2 separate regions of the Homo sapiens genome follow, and region 2 is linked to region 1. Evidence: read pairs that join two places in POLR2A ChIA-PET (ENCODE). Cell type or tissue: A673. All regions are shown on one strand. Links, peaks and the distances in the headings refer to the core of each region. The heading gives the core; the rest is flanking DNA.

Region 1 (8,413 bases), core at 327-8,326:
ATCAAACCTTCAAGAGTAATGTCTTTCCTTATGAATGAGACCAAGGAACCTTGACTGGAGCCCACAGGACAATAAGCCCTCAATAATGACAAAGTCTACCTATGGGTAAAATGGGAAATAAGTATCACTACAGCCAAAAATAATTTCCTTTCATATCCTAATCTACCTACCCAGAAAGAACAGGTAAGGTAAGGCATATGTCACTTAGAATCATGCAGAACAGAGAGATAAGGGTCCAGCTCTGATTAATTTCTTTATTCAGGATTGACACAGTTCCTTAGGGTACTGAGGCAACAGAGGGTCATAATAGGATCTTGAATTCAGTTACCATTGAGGCCTGATCTAGCTTTGCCACAAAAAAAAATTTTTTTTTTTGAGACGAAGTCTCACTCTGTTGCCTATGCTGGAGTGCAGTGGCGCAATCTTGGCTCACTGCAAGCTACGCCCCTGCGTTCAGACCATTCTCCTGTCTCAGCCTCCCGAGTAGCTGGAACTACAGGCGCCCATCACCTCACTCGGCTAATTTTTTGTATATTTAGTAGAGACGGGGTTTCACCGTATTAGCCAGGATGGTCTTGAACTCCTGACCTCGTGATCCACCTGCCTTGGCCTCCCAAAGTGCTGGGATTACAAGCGTGAGCCACCACGCCTGGCCTTTGCCACAAAATTTATCACATTTCCACTAAAGGAATGTAAAGTCAGGGTAAGCTTTTAAAAATCGACCACAGTTTCAGTCTTCCTATCTCTAGGGTTCTGTTGTCTCAGAGGACTAGTATGAAGAATAAATAATAAAACAGATATAAAGCACTTTGTTTTGCAAAGTACTTTGTAAAAGTTAAATAATATATGATGGAACCACTGAAACTGGCTAGTTTCCCTTCTTCAATTCCCACTCCTTAAACAGAAGTCAGTCAGAACTAAAGAAAATGAAATAATGGACAACTTTAAATGCACAGAAGAACTTTCCCTTCCATTTTCAAGGAATGGCCCAAAGACAACAGCAATTGAATCAACATTTCATCTAGCATTTACAGAGAAACAAACTAGATTCTGACATCACCACTTATTGGTGCCTGCAGCCTACACAGGCGTTGTGTAGAGTTGGAGTACCCACTTCAAAAAGAAAATAAAGGAAAGAAAAAGGGTACCTCAGAGGAAAGGAAGTCTAGAAGAGGGGCACAAAATGACCAGGAATTTAAAAATATAAACTATAAACCTAGAAAAGCTAAATGTGTTTAAGGGAAAGAAGGCTGAAGATTACCTAGCAGTCCCCAGAAATGGAAATGATAGGCTCATGTTCTCCATGACCACTGAGGAAAAAGTGCTGAAGGATTAGGTAAGACTGTAGCAGCTCCTCCATTTGGTTCAGAGTGCCTCAGCAGCCCCACAGCTAAACTAAGCACTGGAGAGTTAAACTCATTAGTTCCACAATGTATACATATATCAAAACATCATGTTGTATACCATAAACAATTTGTATGTCAATTATACCTCAATAAAGCTGAGAAAACATAAATAAATAATAAACTTGTTAGAATTCATACAACAGCCAACAAAGGAAACATAGTAAAAGACAGTCCAATATCTTTTATTCCTAATTAAAAGAGTTCTATCAATCTACCCCTGCCTTCCAAAATCAGCATCTTTTTCCTAACCCCACCCGGGAACAATGAAAGATTCTAGGCAGTGGCCAGTGTCAAGCACAAGTTAGAAATGCCGTATAAAGAACAGTAGTAACTGTAGTCCATTCTGTATTTCAATAATTTGCTTATAAATTTGAAATAATTTACTTATAAATGTAAAGCAACTAACTTAATGTCCTGCACAACTGTCTAAAACTGTTGGTGAGTCTGCTTTCCAATAAACCTTATTTCCCAATTATAATTAAAATGAGGGGAAAACTATCTTAATATTAGAATTGGATCCTCTAACAGGTCCAAAGTATCACTTCTCTAATAGTTCAAGAAGGCAAGTACCTTGGGGAAAGGGAAAAAGTAACTTTTTGCCTACAGCTCAGCTCATCCTAAAGCCCTGCAACTGGCAGCCGGCATCCTAGGTAGTTGATAGCCCAGAGGGAAGGAGGAAAGGCCACGCTGGTATCACTATTCCAGCACAGCAGAACAGGTAGAAACCGGGCTGAGGATGCTGCATTCCTCCAAGTCCATCCATACAAACTGCCAGTCCTTGCACTATAAAGCACACATGGTTTGGGCAAACAAGCTGCCAACAGAGAAAGTGCTCAGAGTCTGGAAGTCCTACTTTCCTATCAAGTATCACAAGGTGTAGCAGGCACACCGGTATCTTCTGCTGTTCAGAAGGTGAAAGCCAGCATGCATAGTCTGTCATTTGGTGACAGAACAGTAAGCAAAGCTTCCTTCCTTTCAAACATTCTAAGGTTCCAATACAACTTTTGAATACATATACAGGAAACAAAACATAATGTTAACCAATTTTTCCAAAATTTCAACATATTTCTCAAGCTTCAAATATTGATACTTGCTCTTCCTTTCTTACTAGGCCTCTCCCTCTGCTGCCTAAGCTTAGAGAAGACTATGATCACTCCTTTAAAAAAAGGGGTGTTGTCCATTCATTTAGAAATAGTCAGTGACTCAGGAATGCTGTTTCCCAATCGCCGTAGCAACTGTCTTCTCCTCCCATGTTATGATGTGAGTAGCAGGACATCTACTCTTCCTCAAGGGTGGGCATGTGTGTGACACACCCAAAGCCTAGCAGACAGCAGGAAGTTTCTGCAACTGCTACCGCTTCTACATACAGGCACCAAGTATGAGGACACCTTGTTTTAAATCCCATTCCTAAAGTCCTTTCATTTCTAAATAATCTCTTTTTTGTATCCTCACACCACTCCTGAATACCCAGAAATAATCCTACCCCTACTGACAACCGCTTAACTAATCCAAAAATTATACTACTACTCAATAAGCCAGACTTGATCCTACGAAACCACAGAAAATATTTTTTGGCCCGGTACACATTCAGAATAAGATTTTGAAAAAATCTTAGGGAGGAGGGGAGATGAGCATGAAGATGAAATCTTATTATTTCTCTACCACCAGAAATATAAGTGTTAAAATAAGGTTGTTCTGATACTTCTAGCAATTGTACTTGTGTTGAACTATGTTCTAACACAAACACACACAGAATTTCATGCCAAAGTACTTAGGATCTAAAGAAACTTCCATATATCATGTACTGTTCTCTTTGGTTCTAACCATTAAAAAAAATTAATTTCTGAAAAACAAAGTATGGGACTGTTTTACTCTTTTTATATACATTTGTATTTTCTTAGAAAAAAACTATCACTTTTAGAATACACATACATTTCCATTTCAAATTAAGGTGGCAATTTTCAAAGATTAGAAAGCTGGAAAATTTTTATGACACTATTTTAAAAGCAAAAAACATCTGTAAACTATAAAGGCAATGTTGTAAAAATATTTGTGCATAGAGATAATGACTAAAATATACAAAGACTGTAAAATAAAAATGAAAAATAGAAATTTAGGGTTCTTACGTATTGTTTCAAAAATATATATGTGTTTTCAAAAAAAAAGCACACACAAAAAATCATTAGCACATCATCTAAAAGCAAAACATCATCATCCAATTACCATAGGCAAAATGCCTATCAGTATTTACTCTTCTCCAGTGGTATTTTGCTTAAGGAAACACTCCTGACAAGGCACAGTTACAAAGTTTAGGTATGACAATGCAATGTGAGAAAGAATACTGAGAAGAATATTAGTGGAGTCTAAAACCTAGGTCATCTAATTACACGACTTTGAGCAACTTAATACCACTAGGCCTCAGTGTCCTCCTAATTTTAAGAGGCTGGGTCAGATCATTTCTAGGGTCTCTTCCGACTCCTTAAAGACTATACTTAGGTACTACTGCTCTTTTTGAGGGCAGCCCAATGCCTGCTGCTTGCCTGATAATACATATCCTACAGTGGCTTCTCACCACTTCTTCTTGCGGTTTCAATCACAGGAAACAGACGTCACCCACAGACCTAGAAGTAAGTAACGAACAGCCCTGGCGGATGCAAAGAGCTGCCAACTAAGACCAACTCCCATCTTTTAAAAATACAAGAATCAAGAAAGAAATCACTAGAGACCTCTAAGCCTGACACACATCTTTCACAAAAACTAAGAAAACTAAAAATATCCCTCTAGGCCCCATGCAAAATGAAATAATTTTAGAATAGTCCAAAACTATTTTGCTTCTATTGCCAAATGAAGGAACTGAAGGAATTCTTATAGCTCTGGGTGGGAGTATATGTGCTTATGAAAAAAATGGTGCACTCCTACTGCCACTAGTACTTTTTGTGGATATCCAGACATACCCTGAGGACTTGAAAACTCTTCCTTGTTCTCTTCATTTAATACTCAATGTAAACCTTTCTGTAGCCATTAAAGATCATATTAATAGATTCAAATAATATGGGAACTTAGCAATTATTCACTTTAAATGTATGTAACAATCCCTAAGGGCACTGAGTCAAATCCTGCTTTCATTTTTATTTATTTATTTATTTTGAGACAGAGTCTCGCTCTGTCGCCCAGGCTGGAGTGCAATGGCACAATCTCGACTCACAGCAACCTCCACCTCCTGGGTTCAAGCAATTCTCCTGCCTCGGCCTCCCGGGTAGCTGGGACTACAACTGGGCACCACCACGCCTGGATAATTTTTGTATTTTTAGTAGAGACGGGGTTTCACCATGTTGGCCAGGCTGGTCTTGAACTCCTGGCCTCAGGTGATCTGCCCACCTCGGCCTCCCAAAGTGCCTGCTTTCATTTTTAATAATAAAAGTTGATAGCCTTACACTATGTAAAATAACATAAGAGTTTTTTTTAATCCTACAGACATGTTCTTTCATTAAACACAAGTCAAAACTATCTCTCCAGAGATGAATAATAATCTCTTCTCAACAGAGTTCTTCTGGTCACATATAGTTACATTAGTGATTCTCTCTGCCCCATAGTTACTTTGGTGAGAGAGAATTAATGTTTTCAAAACTGTCAGTCTCCTATATTAGATCACAGAAACAGAGAGCCTTGAAAATAATCAAGATTCCCAAGGCTATTAAAAAAAAAAAAAAAGGAAGCAAACCTTAAGATGAGAAAAAAGAAAAAGATTCCCAAGGTTAACATTAAAACTAAAATATAAAATACATAAAGGATATTAACTAACATGAGCTAAATACTACCACTACTCTTAGAAACCTTACAATCTAGATGGGAGATAAGACCCCAAAATAAGATATAAACATATATTTTTGCATTCAAGAAAGACAGAAGAATACTTCAAATAAGTATGCAATCAAAAGCTAAATCGTACTGTATTAAAGAACATTTAGAAGAAACAACAGGGCCCAAAGATAGACTCAGATTGTTTCAACAATGGCATTACCTATCTGAGCCCATAATTTTCTTATACATCCTTGAGATCCAGCTGAAGAGTCACGCCTTTTAAAATCTAATTTCTGAAAGTCTAAAAAGATCGATGTATTAAAATTGGTAAGGACTGAAAATCAAATAAACTTAACTTTTTAAACTCCATCTACGTAGCGGAAATAACTTGCTGAAAACTGACCTTAACACTATTCCTTCTTGGATATTCCAATGTACTTACTGTCACCACCACTTATCACATGGCCAAAAACGGACATCAACATGTATTACAACCTGTTACAAAATGTTAAATTTCAATCCTGCTTTCTGCAGGTTTTTATAGAAAGGGAACCTTAAAGCCCTTACCAGGGATAAAATAATTTCTATGAAGTGGCTTTACCTTTCTTAAATGGTTCTACTAAACCTCATATAATTGCTATAATCAGGCCATTTCTCTTTACTACAGCCACATATTCACACCTAAGCCTTTGTTCTACTGCTCCCCATCTCATGAATTCTTTCCCTCTCTACTCTGCCAAATCTTGGATTTTATTCAAGGCCCAGTCATATCCCCCATCTTCTAGGAAGCTAAGTTAACACTGCCCGCAATTACATTCTGGGTCATTTACAGTATCTGGGGCATTAGCAGAGATGTTAGAAATGATTCATAATAACCCCCTAATTTTACAAAAGATAAAAAGATGAAGAAAAGTAAAATAACTTGCTTAGAGTTCACATGGTTAATTAGTGGTAAAGACACAACTAAGCAGCTACATATGGAAAGAATAATTCAGACAGGGTGGGAGATAAAGGTTCTATTTCTAGTTTTAAATTTGGACAGATCACTTGTCTAGTCAACATTTCTTAATCTATAAAGTAAAGGGGTTGATAGCTGGGCCCGGTGGCCTGTGCCTGTATCCCAGCTACTCTGGAGGCTGAGGTGGGAGGACTGCTTGAGCCCAGGAGTTCCAGGCTGCAGTGGGCCATGACTGCACCACTGCGCTCCAGCCTGGGCAACAGAGTAAGACTCTGACTCTTAAAAAATAAAAAATAAAGGGGTTGAATTAGATAATTCTTAGCATCCTTTTGACTCCAGCATTCTAAGATTTTGAAACTTAGGCCTTCTGTCAGTCCAATAGCCTTTCCACTTAATTCCCTCACTTCTATGAATTTCTACAGCATTTAAAGTCTAAGATCACAGCCTTAGAGCTTTTTCTATCCCTCTTTTATAGACGTGGTTGAAATTACAATTTCTTAAAGAGCAAGAACTGAACCTGATAGGACAGTCTCATGACTTCTTGGTCAGTCTTTGGATCTAGAGTAGATACATGTAGACTCAGGAAATCAACAGAAACTCTTCCCTACTCCTCACCACTAGTCACCAGAAACAAATCCCAGTTCCAGGTACTTGGACCTCTGTGGCAATGTCTTAATTATTAACCACTGGCAAATAACTGCCAGGTCTAAAGAACAAACTTCAGCAGTTCCCAGACTCAGAAGAGATCCTGGTTATTAGCCATTTGCAATCATTACAACAGTCAAATTTCAGGAGCACAAACAGAGGTCTTTAAGAATACCAAACGTCAAATTTAAAATATAAAAAGGATAACTATAGAGACAGTCTAGTAACAGCTTCCCCCTTCCTGTAACATTGTTACCACTACTTGTGGCTCTCAGCAATTTAAACAACTAAAACTCCTGACAGGTGATGATGTTAGAGCTGTTCTACTTACAAAGGAGACACAGTTACATTAAAAAATAATAATTTAAGCATCATCCTAATAACGCATGAGCCAAGCGAAAGATAGGTTTTGCAAGCACTGTAATAGCTATTTTTTCATGCCTAAAAAAGGTTTAATTAAGATTCTTCCAATGGCTTCAAAGTCTAAATTACTAAATGCAAAAAAAAAAAAAAAAAAACAGGCATTTAGCCACTACGCTTTTTACATCTAAGCCTAGTACTTTTTTCCTGCCAACTGAACTCTAGGAGAATCCAGTTCATTTTAATAGACTGTAGATGACCAAAGAACTCTAAGGGAATACCACCAAAATTTTCTAAGAAATTCCTAGCAGTGAATAGTTACACTGCAGTCCAGTTTTACACTGCAGGCACAAAAACTGGACACACATAAACTGTCAGTACAATGTAGTGAGTAAGTCCATGAGTTTTGAATCAGCTAGGCCTAGGTTTGAATCCTAGCTCTGTCACTAACTAGTTCTATGTCTTCAAGCAGGCTGCTTGATCTGAGTTCCAGTTTCATTACCTATAAAATGGGAATAATAACAGTACCTATTTTATAAGGTCAATGTAGAGATTAATGAGATAATAAATCTAAGGCTCTTTAGCACTGCACTAGGGATACAGTTAAGTATGCAACAAACAACTGCTTTTATTACTGCTACTGTTGTTATTCCCTATCCTAGTCTGGAATGAATTAATTTTCCTTATCTATAAAGATGCTAAACATTCATTAATATTTAGAAACAGGAAGACTGGCATTACACAATCTGTAGTATACTGAATACAGGAAAACAAAAGGTTGCTAACACCACCACCTAACAAGAAAAAAATGCTTCCACGATAAATGGAATGAAAGTCCCGAAATCCTCAGAGTATCAGAAATGTTCTCTGTTGACCACAGGTGACAATTTATATCCCAAAGTGAACATGTGGAACTCACATATGCATGATAGAAAAGAGGGAAATTTAAAAGCTAAATCTATACAAGTTCTAGAAGAAAAGAGAGAAGCCGAGCACAGTGGCTCACACTTGTAATCACAGGGCTTTGGGAGGCCAAGGCAGGAGGATCACTTGACGCTAGGAGTTCGAGACCAGCCTGGGCAACATAGTGAGACCCCATTTCTTTCTTTCTTTCTTTCTTTTTTTTCTGAGTTGGAGTCTCGCTCTGTCGCCCAAGGGTGACATGATGTATGGCTCACTGCAACCTCCGTCTCCTGGGTTCAAGCAATTCTCCTGCCTCAGCCTCCCAAGTAGCTAGGATTAC
Region 2 (8,413 bases), core at 217-8,216, 890 kb before region 1:
TCCAACTACAATTGGTGATTTATATGTTTTTTCCTATTTATTTGACATAGTTGGAGATTGTATTGTGGATGCATGTATGCTTATGATGATTATATCAATTTTCTACTGTTTACTAATTAAACATTTTAAAACTGTGAGGCATAACATACATGCAGAAAGTTTATAAGATATATATGTAGATTTAAATAAATACTTATAAAATGAATCCATATATTCACTACTATATAATCCATATAATCACCACTAAGGATAAGAAAACGTTGCCAACCGGGCGCGGTGGCTCACACCTGTAATCCAAGCACTTTGGGAGGCTGAGGCGGGCGGATCACCTGAGGTCAGGAGTTCAAGACCAGCCTGACCAACATGGAAAAACACTCTCTCTAGTAAAAATACAAAATTAGCTGTGGTGGTGGCGCATGCCAGTAATCCCACTTGGGAGGCTGAGGCAGGAGAATCGCTTGAACCCGGGAGGCAGAGGTTGCGGTGAGCCGAGATCGCGCCATTGCACTCCAGCCTGGGCAACAAGAGAGAAATTCAGTCTCAAAAACAAACAAACAAACAAACAAACAAACAAACAAAACAAAACAAAAAAACTTTGCCAACATTCCAGAAACCCTGTATCTCTCTTTTGATTTTCACAACCCCTTCACTTTTGGAATTAACCATTCACCTGATTTTTATTTTATTTATTTTATTTTATTTAGAGAAGAGGGTCTTGCTATGTTGCCCAGGCTGCAGTACAGTAGCCATTCACAGGTGTAATCATAGCGGGCAACAGCCTTGAACTCCTGGGCTCAAGTGATCCTTCTGCCTCAGACTCTCAAGTTGCTGGGACTCTAGGCATGCACCATTCTGCCCAACTCCATTTACCTGATTTTTATTGATTTATTATTATTACTGGTATTATTTTTGAGACAGAGTCTTGCTCTTTCACCCAGGCAGGAGTGCAGTGGAGGTATCTCAGCTCACTGCAACCTCCGCCTCCTGGGTTCAGGTGATTCTCCTGCCTCAGCCTCCTGAGTAGCTGGGATTACAGTTGCCCGCCACTAGGCCCGGCTAATTTTTTTTGTATTTTTAGTACAGATGGGGTTTCACCATGTTGGCCAGGCTGGTCTTGAACTCCTGACCTCAAATCATCTGCCCACCTTGGCCTCCCAAAGTGCTGGGATTATAGGTGTGAGCCACTGCGCCCAGTCTCATTCTTCAGGAAAACATCTAGTTCAATTTAGCTTCAATTTAGCTTCAAAGGATGTCTTTCCCTTTTTGGTACAGTGGGATTTTACCTCTGGTCACTTCAAAAAAGCAATTCTGAATTTCAGAATCTTTAAACTCTCTTGGGACTGGTAAGTGGTTTGAGTCTCAAAGGGACCTAAGTCATGGGGTGTTTGGAGGTGCTCAAGTTGGCGTCTTGGGAAAGGAAATGGAATGGAAATTCAAGAGCCCACAGCAATCCCAGATAACTCAGAAATCTCAAAGAGAGGCTTCTTTCAGGGGTTTCTAAAACCCTTTCTAAAACCAATGGAAATGTTTGCATTCTGGTTGAGGAATATCCACTTGACCAGTGCTTAGGTGAACATGCTGTAGGTACTGGTATTATCGTCTGGGGCAATGCATCAAAGTCCCAGATGTCATGGAATGTACATTCTGGTGGAATTGCCCTTCAGAGTACCTGGGGAACAAAAGATGATCCTTATTATTAAAGATGATCCTGTGGCTTCAGGCACCCTCAAGGCCTCTTGTATTTCTCCAAATATGTGTGCAGATTCTTTAATCCAGCATATATTCTAACAACATATTTGTGTATGTGTACATATATGTACCAGGATGTGTATTACTGCAGCTTTATGATAGTGAAACTTAAAACTAGTACATTTATACTTGAATATAATGCAGCTGTTACAATACAAGTGATTTAGGTTTATATGCAGTGCGTGGAAGGATCTCCAAGACATGCTGTTAAGTAAACAATATCCAACAACCAAGATTCCCAGCAAGCCAAGAAAAACCTTATGTTCTGTGTACAGTTACATATACAGATTGAGGAAAAGGACTGGAAGGATACACATTGAAATATAAACAGTGGTTAATTGGAGAAAAGTAGGAATTTGGGGAAGAAACATTAGCTGTTTACAGTGTACATAAAAAGAATAGATGTTCCTGTGGTATTAAAAATGGAAATAATTTTTAGGCCAGGCATGGAGGCTCACACGGGTAATCCTAGCACTTTGGGTGGCTGAGGTGGAAGGATCTCTTGAGGCCAGTTCCAGGTCAACCTTGGCCACATAGGAAGACTCCGTCTCCGACAACAACAACAAAAAAGGCTGGGCCCGATGGCTGAAGCCTGTAATCCCAGCCATTTGGAAGGCCAAGTCAAGTGGATCACTTGAGGTCAGGAGTTCGAGACCAGCCTGTCCAAAATGGTGAAACCTCGCCTCTATTAAAAAATACAGAAATTAGATGGGTGTGGTGGCGCGTGCCTGTAGTCTCAGCTACTTGGGAGGGAGAGGCATGAGAATCACTTCAACCCGGGAGGCGGAGGCTGCAGTGAGCTGAGGTGGTACCACTGCAGTCCAGCTTGGGCAACAGAGTGGAGACTCCATCTCAAAAAAATAAATAAATAAAATAAATAAATAAATGAAAAGAAAAGAAAAAACATTAGTTAGGCATGGTGGCCTATGCCTGTAGTCCTAGCCACTCGCGAGGCTAAGAGGGGCGTATGGGTTAAGCCTAGATGGGGCCATTGCACTCCAGACTGGGTGACAGAGGGAGAGTCTGTCTCTAACAAAAAAAATTTAAAAAGCATAACAGGAAGTTTCACCTGGGCCGGGGTTGGAAGGTTTATCTAGTTTAGCAGCGAAGTTCTAAGATAAGGTCTGAAATACAATTTACACCTTGTAAAGACGCCACTCCCCTGGCCCAAGCACTAGTTGTAAAAGTCGATTTGATCACAAAGTGACCCTGCGTGGTTGTTTTGGGAGCGCAGTGGCTGAAGGCGAAGGAGGTGGGGGTGTGTCGAGACTTGTGGACCAGGTGACTGCTGAGAAGGAGAAAATAAGCCAGGTACACAACTGCGGAAGAGCTCTCCAGGGTTAGGGGAAGGCTGTGTCCTTGTCACTGCTGTGTGTCCCTGGCTGTACACTCCAATTGTCTGGAGGCGGTGGCGTGTTGGACAGTCCTGGTTGCTGAGTCATGCTAAAACACTGTTGTTTTGACTCACTTTGTGACGTAGGTCTTTCTCACCAGTCAAGAAAATATAATCCGGAGATAGCCTCTGGGCTGGCTTTAGCTCAGCGGTTACTTCGAGTACATTGTAACCACCTCTCTGGGTGGTTCGAGACCCGCGGGTGCTTTCCAGCTCTTTTACTGCTGAAGTTCAGCTCCTTTTCCATGGGGAACCATGGAGAAATGGCTGATTTTAGCACTGGGCAGGAAATACAGAGATGGACAGGGTGCATCTCACAGTGCTAGAAAGTAAGGAAGTGCTTGAAAACCAAAAACAGGCCGGGCGCGGTGGCTCATGCCTGTAATCCCAGCACTTTGGGAGGCCGAGGCGGGCGGATCACGAGGTCAGGAAATCAAGACCATCCTCGCTAACCCGGTGAAACCCCGTCTCTACTAAAAATACAAAAAAATTAGCCGGGTGTGGTGGCGGGCGCCTGTAGCCCCAGCTACTCGGGAGGCTGAGGCAGGAGAATGGCGTGAGCCATTCGGGAGGTGGAGCTTGCTGTGAGCCGAGATCGCGCCACTGCACTCCAGCCTGGGCGACAGAGCAAGACTCCGTATCACAAAAAAAAAAAAAAAAAGAAAAAAAAGAAAAGAAAACCTAAAACAACCAAACTCTTAACTTTAAAAATATTTTTCAATGTTCAGTAATGTTCATGTGTTTGTTGTAACAGTTAATTGTATACTTGTATCTTCTCATCCTTTTTGCCTGAGGCCCAGAGGAGTTTTTCTTTCAAATCTAATGGATGTTCTAAGAGATATCTTTTTTTTTTTATTGGCTGTGTTAATACCTTTTCTCAATACCAGTTATTATATCTTAAGTAAAAGCTCTTCCCTTTGGACATCTTATAATTTAGTTTTTTTCTGATTTTTTTTCCTTCTATTTCTCCTGCTTTTTTACAAACTGTTTTCTTAGTTATTTTGTTCTTTGTCTATTTCTCTTCTGAGTTATTTTTCTGATTCATGGCATTTTTTTCATGTTACCAAATGATTGTTTAAGGTTATCTAATTTAGGTTGGAGTACTGTGTTTCAGTTTTCCGGTTCCATGGTGAGTTTAAAAAAAATACGGACTTTTGGCTGGGCTCGGTGGCTCACGCTTGTAATCCCAGCACTTTGGGAGGCCGAGGCGGGCGGATCACGAGGTCAGGAGATCGAGACCACGGTGCGACCCTGTCTCTACTAAAAATACAAAAAAATTAGCTGGGCGTGGTGGCGGGCGCCTGTAGTCCCAGTTACTCAGAGAGGCTGAAGCAGGAGAATGGCGTGAACCCGGGAGGCGGAGCTTGCAGTGAGCCGAGATTGCGCAACTGCACTCCAGCCTGGGCGACAGAGCGAGACTCCGTCTCAAAAAAAAAAAAAAAAGTATGGATTTTCACTTAAAATTTTTCTATATAATATGTCTGCAATTTTCTGTGCATTTTGTAATATTTTATTTTCCAGTTTCAGCAACTGCAAATGAGGCAGAAGTTTGGGTGCCTTACCAGCTTTCTTAGTTCAAGAGTGCCCTCTTTTGTTGGTAGAACAAAATGCATTTTTCCCCGAAATAGCCCTTTTTTAGAGTGGAGCACCGACTGATGCCTTGTGATTTTGTAATTCTCTTTCATTTCTGTGGGACTCTTAATTTTCTTTTCTTTTTCTTTTTCTTTTTGAGACAGGGTCTATCTCTCTCTCCGAGACTGGAGTGCAGTGGCGCCGTCTCAGCTCACTGGAACCTCTGCCTCAAGCAATCCTCCTGCCTCAGCTTCCTCCTGAGTAGCTGGGACCACAGGTGCGCGCTACCTCGCCTGGCTAAATTTTGTATTTATTTAATTTTATTATTTTATTTAATTTTAATATTTTTGTAGAGACAGGCATCTTGCCATGTTGCCCAGGCTGGTCTCGAGTTCCTGACCTTAAGATATCCGTCCTCCTCAGCATCCCATAATGTTGGTTTACAGCAGTGAGCCACCGCACCCAGCCTGGGACTCTTACTCATTGCTTGCTTCCTTTTTCTTCACCATCAAGCCCTGAAGGGGTACCTTCCCTTCAAGTCGCCTCTTTCCTCCTGCCTTTCCTCTTGCCTTTGCAACATTGCCATGGCCAGTCTCAAACAATTTCACCCCCTTTTAAAATCTGTCTCAGTTCTTTCATCTACCAGATCTCGGACGTATTGTCAGTATTTCTCCACTCAAGATGGGACTCTTTTTCTGGTGGTGGTTTAGCCTTTCTGTGCCATCTTGGCTTCTCTTCTAGAGCATGGCTCTGTAACTGGATCTGCTGGTTTTGGATGTATATACCTGCTTTTATATAAAATGGGGTTTATAATTTTCTCTGTCTGTAAATTATATTGTAGCCATGGATGGTTTTATTCGTTCTCCTTAGTTTTGTTTGTTTATAGGATGTGTGGAGAGATTCAAATTTAGGTAACTGGCGTTATTCTATAGGAATCTGGAAGCCAGAACGTTTGTTTTTGTTTTCCATAAAAAATTTTAATTGTGGTAAAATACACAGAAAACAAAATTTGGCATATGAACCATTTTAAAATGTTCAGCTCAGTGGTGGTAGGTACATTCACACTGTTATGCAACCATCACCACTATCTATCTCCAGGAACTCTTCATCTTTCAAAACTGAAACTCTATACCCATTAACTAATAACTCTCCACCTCCCTCTATCTCTAATCCCTGGCAACTGCCATTCTGCTTTCCGTCTCTATAAATTTGACTACTCTAGGTATCTCATAAAAGTGGAATCACACAGTAGCTGTCTTTTTGTGACTCCTTTATTTCCCTTAGCACAATTTTTTTTTTTTTTGAGACAGAGTCTGGCTTTTTCTCCCAGGCTGGAGTGCAATGGTGCGATCTCAGCTCACTGTAACCTCCGCCTCCCGGGTTCAAGCGATTCTCCTGCCTCAACCTCCCCAGTAGCTGGGATTACAGACGCCCACCACCACGCACGGCTAATATTTGTATTTTTAGTAGAGACGGGTTTGGCTATGTTGTCCAGGCTGGTTTCGAACTCCTGACCTCAGGTGATCCACTCACCTCGGCCTCCCAAAGTGCTGGGATTACAGGCGTGAGCCACTGCACCCGGCCAGCACAATGTTCTTAAGGTTCATCCATGTTGTATCATGTACCATAATTTCATTCCTTTTTAAAAAGGATAAATAATATGCTATTGTATGTGAATACTACAATGGAATATTATTAAAACGGAATATTTTGTTTAGCCATCATCCATCGATAGACATTTGGGTTGTTCTGACCTTTTAGCTATTATGAACGATGCTGCTATGAACATAAGTGTACGAATTTCTATTTGAGTTTCTGCTTTCAATTCCTTTGGGTATATACCAGAAGTGGAATTGCTGGATTATATGGTAATTCTATTTTTAGCTATTTAAGTGACTGCCATACTGTTTTCCATAGCAGCTGTATCATTTTACATTCCCACCAATAGTGCAGAAATGCTTCAATTTCTCCACATCTTCACTAACACTTATTCTCTCTCTCTCTCTGAGTGTGTGTGTGTGTGTGTGTGTGTATGTGTGTGTTATTGATAGTAGCTATCCTGAAGGGTGTGAGGTTGTGTCTCCTGTGGCAGCTCATTTGATTTTAATCTCTCTTAATTATTAGTGTATTTAAAACTGTAAGTTTGCCTTTAAATACTGCTTTATTTGTAGTACACAAATTCTGTCATGTAGTGTTTCATTCACTTCTAAGTGTTTTATAAGCTGAGTCTGATCTAGTAATATGTTATTTATTTTCCAAGTAAGTGGGATTTTATTTTAGCAATTGTTTTTACAAATGTTAATTTCAGAATGCATTGTAGTAGGAGAACATTGTCTGAATGGGATTGGATCTTTGGAATTTATTGATGCTTCCTTTATGGCCTAATACATGGTCTATTGTTGTAAGTGTTATATGTATATTCAAAAAGAGTGCCTGTTTATTTTGGTTCTACATATTTTTAAAAATGTTTTTCATTTCAGCTCATTCATATCCATACTATTTTCAGTTCTATGTGATCTACAGTTCTTAGAGATGCATGTTAAAACATTTCCAACTACAATTGGTGATTTATGTATTTTTTCCTGTTTGTTTGATATAGTTCAAGATTGTATATTGGATGCATGTATGCTTATGATGATTGTATCAATTTTCTACAGTTAATTAATTAAGCATTTTAACACTGTGAGATAAACATGCAGAAAGTTTATGAGGTATATACGTAAATTTAAATACTTATAAAATGAATCCATATAATCACTACTATATAATCCATATAATCACTACTAAGGATAAGAAAACGTTGCCAACATTCCAGAAACCCTGTATCTCTCTTTTGATTTTCACAACCCCTTCACTTTTGGAATTAACCATTCACCTGATTTTTTAATTTTATTTATTTTATTTTATTTAGAGAAGAGGGTCTTGCTATGTTGCCCAGGCTGCAGTACAGTAGCCATTCACAAGTATAATTATAGCAGGCAACAGCCTTGAACTCCTGGGCTCGAGTGATCCTTCTGCCTCAGCCTCCCGAGTTGCAGGGACTCTAGGCATGCACCATTCTGCCCAGCTCCATTTACCTGATTTTTATTGATTTATTATTATTACTGGTATTATTTTTGAGACAGAGTCTTGCTCTTTCACCCAGGCGGGAGTGCAGTGGGGGTATCTCAGCTCACTGCAACGTCCGCCTCCCGGGTTCAAGGGATTCTCCCGCCTTAGCCTCCTGAGTAGCTGGGATTACAGTCGCCCACCACTATGCCTGGTTAATTTTTTTGTATTTTTAGTACATATGGGGTTTCACCATGTTGGCCAGGCTGGTCTTGAACTCCTGACCTCAAATGATCTGCCTGCCTCGGCCTCCCAAAGTCCTGGGATTACATGCCTGAGCCACCGCACCCAGTCTCATTCTTCAGGAAACCATCTAGTTTAATTTAGCTTCAAAGGATGTCGTTCCTTTTTTGGTACAGTGGAGCTTACCTCTGGTCACTTCTTTTTTTTTTCTTTTTTCTTTTTTTTTTTTTGTTTGAGACGGAGTCTTGCTCTGTGCCCAGGCTGGAGTGCACAGGCGCGATCTCGGCTCACTGTAAGCTCCGCCTCCCGGGTTCATGCCATTCTCCTGCCTCAGTCTCCCGAGTAACTGGGGCTACAGGCGCCAGCCACCACATCCGGCTAATTTTTTTTTTTTTTTTTTTTTTTTTA

What was found. Peaks named below come from ENCODE experiments on the same cell type or tissue, not always from the same donor. Only the 100,000 strongest peaks of a DNase experiment are listed, where the experiment ranks them.
Region 2: POLR2A ChIA-PET joins it to region 1 with 10 read pairs; 2 of 35 experiments call an interaction of 5 or more read pairs at or near these places.

Annotation. Positions count from the first base shown.
Region 1 is chr5:141,601,860-141,610,272 of GRCh38, forward strand. The region is part of intron 1 of DIAPH1 (diaphanous related formin 1); the gene reads right to left. Among named protein-coding and RNA genes, the nearest start is that of DIAPH1, 13 kb to the right of the region's middle. RefSeq lists an enhancer at 3,777-3,856. In A673, for the core only: no CTCF peak of the experiment used is centred there; a DNase peak (open chromatin) is centred at 2,642; H3K27ac peaks cover 528 bases.
Region 2 is chr5:140,715,652-140,724,064 of GRCh38, forward strand. The region is part of intron 1 of LOC105378198 (a long non-coding RNA gene); the gene reads left to right. It also overlaps VTRNA1-2. Among named protein-coding and RNA genes, the nearest start is that of ZMAT2, 19 kb to the left of the region's middle. RefSeq lists an enhancer at 3,045-3,154. In A673, for the core only: CTCF peaks have their summits at 4,729 (motif pointing left) and 5,882; DNase peaks (open chromatin) are centred at 3,270 and 4,730; H3K4me3 peaks cover 701 bases.